2 separate regions of the Homo sapiens genome follow, and region 2 is linked to region 1. Evidence: chromatin loops called from intact Hi-C (ENCODE). Cell type or tissue: PC-3. All regions are shown on one strand. Each heading gives the region's core, and the rest is flanking DNA. Links, peaks and the distances in the headings are about the cores only. Region 1 overlaps EPM2A (EPM2A glucan phosphatase, laforin). Region 2 has its middle 34 kb from the start of TRQ-TTG4-1.

Region 1 (2,924 bases), core at 288-2,787:
ACATTGGTGTTCATATTCTAAAATATCTAGCTTTTCCTGTGCCAGACTTAAAGGTTAGTTATATTTTAATACTACATGTTTTATGCAGCTCCTTAAACCTCAAATCAGAACAACACTAGTGATAGTTGTCTCCATATGTTCTCATTAGAATTCTACCAAATATCTGGCTGGGTAGCTGCCCTCGTCAGGTGGAACATGTAACCATCAAACTGAAGCATGAATTGGGGATTACAGCTGTAATGAATTTCCAGACTGAATGGGATATTGTACAGAATTCCTCAGGCTGTAACCGCTACCCAGAGCCCATGACTCCAGACACTATGATTAAACTATATAGGGAAGAAGGCTTGGCCTACATCTGGATGCCAACACCAGATATGAGCACCGAAGGTAAGGATCAGAACTGTTCTGCCTCCTTGCTGTATTTCAGAGAAACCCTTGCTGTCTGTCTGTCTATCTATAATTTAATATCTTAAAAATGAATGGTAGAAATGGAATAAATATAAGATTTTAGATTTAATATATATAATACATATGTTTTGACACTGTGGCTAAGATTCTGTTTAATGTGGCTTCTTTGTTTATTCATTCAACACATATTTATTGTGTATGTACTGGGTATGCGGCATTATGCTAGTAGCTAGGAACACAGCAGTAAAGAAAGACAGGCACAACTTCTGCCCCCACGGAGCGCATTGTCCTATAGGGATGGCAAATGTTAATCAAATGACTAAAAATAGAAGTTTAAAACTATGATGAATTTTTTGTTAGAAAATATATAGATATTGCTATGAGATTATGTACAGGTAATCAGGCCAAGAAGTGGGGTCAAAGAGGGTTTTCTTGGAAAGTAGTGTTTGGGCTAAGATCTGAGGGTGGGCTGGAGGAAGAGTGAGTGGAGGGAGTGACCCAGGCAGAAGCAGCAGCTTAGAAGAATCCTTGTGGCAGGAGAGAGCACAGAGTGTTGCAAAAACTGAAAGACCAATGTGGCTTGGATCAGAGAACGAGGAAAGATGATCCTGCAGGATTTGAGCGACAAAAAGGACTTTAGACGCTATCCTATAGCAGGAAGAAGCAGTTGTACAGTAAGACGAGTTCGACACTAATTACAGCACAGAGGGGAATGGGTAAGAGAGGAGTGAGGACCGTGCTGGAGGAGGGTTATGCATGGGAAGAGCACATTCTGGGGAGCGACAAAGGGAGGCTGCGTGAATGCCATGGCACTTGAGGTGGGCATGGCTTTGATAGGTAGATGTGGAGGGAGAAAGGGCATGCTAGGGGGAAGCAGCAGCACAGGCTATGGCACAGAAGCATGGAATTTTAGAGGAATGATAGGGATTTTAGCCTGGTTGTAGAATAGGGTACTTGTCGAAGAGGAGTAGAGATAACTACAGTCGGCAGAGGAGAGAACCAAGTTACACCGATAGTATCAAGCAGCTGTCAGCAGGGGGCAGCAGAGAGCTTCAGAAATGGGAGAGGCTAAGGAGTTTGATGACCTCCTCTGCTGGGGAAAGGACAGTGATATCCAGCTCAGAGACGTTTCTATCTTTAGCCCTCTTCCCCCAAATGTATATTATGTACAAAACACTCTCCTAAGCAATTTACAAGAATTAGCTTATTTAATTCTCATAATAAGACTCCAGGCAGATATTGTAGCTGTCTCTATTTTGCAGACGAAGAGGCTGAGGCATGAAAAAGTTATTGCCCATGTCATAGAACTAAAAAGAGGCCCATTCTGAATTTCAAGGCTGGCAGTCGGACCCAGAACATTGCTCCAGACAGCAACTTTACCAGCTATGAAGCTTCTCCCTGCATTCTTACACAGACGCTTCAGGCAGGTTCTTCAGACCCATGCAATTTCAACCCCTTATGTTCATGATCATCTGGAGTTAGGCAGAGCCTACAAATTGCAAGGGAAGTAGCTTGTCTCCCCAAGAGTGAATGGTCTGCAAGATAAAAAACCATGAGGACCACAGGAAATCTACGTTTCTGGACCTTGCCCACCTCAGCCCTTTATGGATCTCAGGTGGTCCTCCTGGCCAGGCTGGGCCCCTTTGTTGATCTGTGTCTGAGCTGAATTGCCATTGGGGATGGGGTATAATGTTTGTTCCTGAAGGTGGAGAGAGCTGCTGACAGTCTGGTTATTCCTCTTGGTAACCTGACCTAAGGAAGCATGATTTAGCTGTAAGAGCTCTGCCCTTCTTCAAGGAAGAAAAAAAGAAAAACTTCATTTGCGAAGATGCACATTGGTTGAATCCAGGTGATATTTACCTTGTCCAGCTGGTTTTCCTGGTTTCAAAACAGAGAAGATAGTTAGGATTTGAAGGACTGTAGCTTCCAGAGAGCATTTTGATGTTAGCATCTCTGAATCTGATTTGACAGCATTGTTATCCTGTTGGAGAATGATGTGAGACGAGGCTGGGAGAAGTTAGGCTGCCAACTGTGCCACGCATCCCCCGCCATCCCATCCCAACCCACACACTGATTACCTGAAGGCTCTGCTGACAGATAGTAATTTGCTTGATAGTTTGGGACTCTGCAGAAGCCTGAGGGAAAACTGTATCCCCAAGGACCCATTGTAGTTGTGTTCACGAACCTTTTTTGCGGTCAGTGGGTTACCAGGTCACAGTCGTAACTGTTAGTGCAGTAGCATAGCTTCTTTCAGGCTGAGACAGTGCAGTGGCATTTGAGCTGCAAAATGCAAGCTTCCACGTGATAAAGGCCCAGCTGTAAGACCGACTAATGGATTTCTTTGGCTTGGCCTAACCTGGGGGTGTAATCTAAGGGTTAATAACCACTTCTGAGTGGCAGGGGAACTTTTTACCAATAGACCAATGTCTGTGGCTCACAGTATTAGCCCAATGAACACATAGATTAATCAGCTGAATATTTTTAGAACTCTAGAGAAAAACCCAGTTGGAAGT
Region 2 (2,924 bases), core at 160-2,659, 490 kb after region 1:
AGAGGCTTCTCCCTTCCACTCTGCCAGCTCCCCCCTCTCCCTACCCTACCACTGGCAGAGGCAGGAGATTTTTCTTTCCTTGCTGCACAGTTGCAAGAGCAAAATGCCGTATAAAGTAAGCACTGGAAAGCCCTAAGTGTGGTATTTATTATGGGTTACATTGTTGGGTCTGCATCATATCTACTATGATGCTTCTTGAAAGTACAATGGAATCTAGGGGGAAAAATCATTGAAGGTGTATATAAACATATTTTCTCTTAGCATTTATTAAATTCATACTACATGCCAGAAACTACTAAGGATGAGGGATCCCAATAGGGATAAGAAAAATTATCTGCATCTAAAGAAACCAGATAAAGGCACAGGTAATTAAAATAAGTATAATAATAAATATAGGATTATAGGAGACAGAATAATTAATTTTGGTATGTTGGAGTAAGAATAACAAAAATTATTCAGTATTTGAACTGTACCTTGAAGATAGGATAGAAATTGCATGAATTTTCATATTAATACATGTAACTAATCTGTAAAATGATATGTCTCAATTTTCTTAAACTATATATTTACACATGTAGTACTTAAATATATATGTTTAAATAGAAAAAAAAACTTAAAACTACAGTACTCCTGAGAATGCACTGAAGAGAAGATTTTAAGGATAGAAGTAAATTCAAGTAAAAAGCCAAGGCACCAGGACTCACATTTGTTATACTAAAGAGGTTTGTCTACTGCCCTTCATGGCACAAAAAGAAATATTGACCAGAGGATCTGTTGTACAGGACACTGGCCAAGGAGGTAGGTGACATCTATTCTCAGCTCTATAACAAATGTGCTCACTGACCTTGGGTAAATCTCTTGACTTTCTTTTGTTCTCTGATTCTCTGTCTGTTCCATTGACACTCAGTTTATTTTCTTTACGGGTAGCCAGCATCATGGATGTATCTTCAAAGTGCTCTCATTTCTTAATCAAAATGAAAAACACACATTCAAATGCTTTTGCCCAGAGTTGCATACCAAGTTCGAGAGACTCTAAGTCTGTGAAATAAAAATAGTTTCACTAAAGGATAACTAGTGCAATCAGAATAGATTCAAAAATTCCATGATGAAACCTGTAGGAAGATTGACTTTTAAGTGATGAATTTGGATACTCCTTGTTTTAAGAGCAAGAGTCTTCAAAGGGAACAAAACTTTAGAAAAAAAGAGAAAAAGAATGGATAGGTATAAAAAGGTAGTGAATAGAGCAGCCAAGATAGGTATACAGGAAATGCAAATGTAATACACAAGGGCCAGCTCTTGTTCACATGAGAGCCAGGTGGAGCAGAAGAAAATCTTGAGCTGTGATGCAAGTGCAATGACAGCCTTGTCTGACCGCACTGGGTGCCCTGCAGCTACAATGACTCATCAGAGTTGCCCCATGTTGAACCAAAATGCCCTTGAGATATAAATATCCTTAAAGTACAAAGGGAAATTACCCCAGGCTATATCGATATGGTGCAAGTATTTTTATGGCAAACATTCTCTGGGTGTTTTCCTTACCATGAACTTGTATATGATCACTCATATGCCCTCTGCATGTGGCTGATCCATCCTCATTCCTAGCTTTAGCTACAATTAGAGTAATAAATTGGCATTCTTAACAATAAACTCAGTTTCTTGTGAGTCTAAAGAACTGTGTAAGCTGATGGAAATGTTTCTGTGCCTATGTTCAGAAGACTACCACTGCTGGGCTATGTTAAAGGGAACACCCCCACCACCCTTCCTGGGTTCATACAGCAGCCTTCATCACCCCAGTTAGCCAGGGACAGATGAGGCAGGAGATACTCTAGAGCTCTGTCTTTAACCATGACTATATTTAGGATCTATACCATATATCTACACCTGCACAGGTCCAGATCTGGGTCTATGGCTGTCTCTCTGTCTGCCTACTTATCTACCTGTCATCCTTCTTGAAACACTTGCATTAAAAGTGATGGCAAAGCTTAGATGCAGATTCACGATGGCAAGTTATCTTAGAGTGTGACTTCTTTTTTTAGAAGGGGCCCAGAATCACTCATAGTCTTATAATTACAAAAAGAATATTCACTTAGTACTGTTGGGCAAGCTAAAATGAGGGTACAGTAATCCAAATGTGTATGACTCAGACTGTATCATTAAGTATTTCTGATGTCATGTAAGGCCCCTTAGAGAGAGAATAAGCATAGTTGAGGGAGATGGGATTTTCAAGCTGCAGCTAGTCTGCAGGAGGTGAGAAAGCAGATGGAAACAGTGTAAGTGAAGAGGCTGAGCACTGGAGAATGAAAGGACAGCCAGCAGAGGTGACATGTGGTCAGAATGACAGATATAGACAGTTCCCAGACACTGAGGTCTTGCTGTCTTGCATGTGGGCACTCTTCAGGGACTAGACATAAGGATTTTGCTCACTTTACTTCATCCTTCTTCTACTATACTGTGGTTCAATCTGACAGATTGGAGAGATGAGTGTGAAAGTAGAACAAGAATATATTGATTACATATTGCATGACTTGCTATATTTTAAGGAACAGCAAATATACTGAATAGAATTATTGATTCTAATTTTTAATGCAATCAATATTATGTGGATAAAGGGATTCTATGTGCTGACAAGATGCTAAGGCTGTTATAGAACACTGCTTAAAATAAATCCTGAAGAGTAAGCATTAATGTAAGAAAGCACTAGCATATACCCTACAGAAAATAAATAATAACAATTACTGTTATCCCACATTTTACAGGTGAGGAAATAAGGCTTAGAGGGATTACACAGCTTGCCCAAGATCTCACTTCTGATAAAAAACAAATTTTGTTCTCTTGATTTACGCTCTTAATCATTATGTTCAAATCTATTCAATAAACTTATCACAAAGGAAATATTTTAGCCAAAAATACAATTGAAATGCGGA

The links. Peaks named below come from ENCODE experiments on the same cell type or tissue, not always from the same donor. Only the 100,000 strongest peaks of a DNase experiment are listed, where the experiment ranks them.
Region 2: a loop joins it to region 1, with 2.7 times the contacts of the local background. A loop is called at or near these places in 4 of 110 quality-filtered maps.

What each region holds. Positions count from the first base shown.
Region 1 is chr6:145,632,711-145,635,634 of GRCh38, reverse strand. EPM2A (EPM2A glucan phosphatase, laforin) reads left to right here. Exons shown (of 4, transcript NM_005670.4): 3 at 149-390. Among named protein-coding and RNA genes, the nearest start is that of EPM2A-DT, 100 kb to the left of the region's middle. In PC-3, for the core only: CTCF peaks have their summits at 1,245 and 1,445 (motif pointing right); a DNase peak (open chromatin) is centred at 1,454.
Region 2 is chr6:145,147,063-145,149,986 of GRCh38, reverse strand. No RefSeq gene overlaps it. Among named protein-coding and RNA genes, the nearest start is that of TRQ-TTG4-1, 34 kb to the left of the region's middle. In PC-3, for the core only: no CTCF peak of the experiment used is centred there; a DNase peak (open chromatin) is centred at 1,396; H3K27ac peaks cover 981 bases.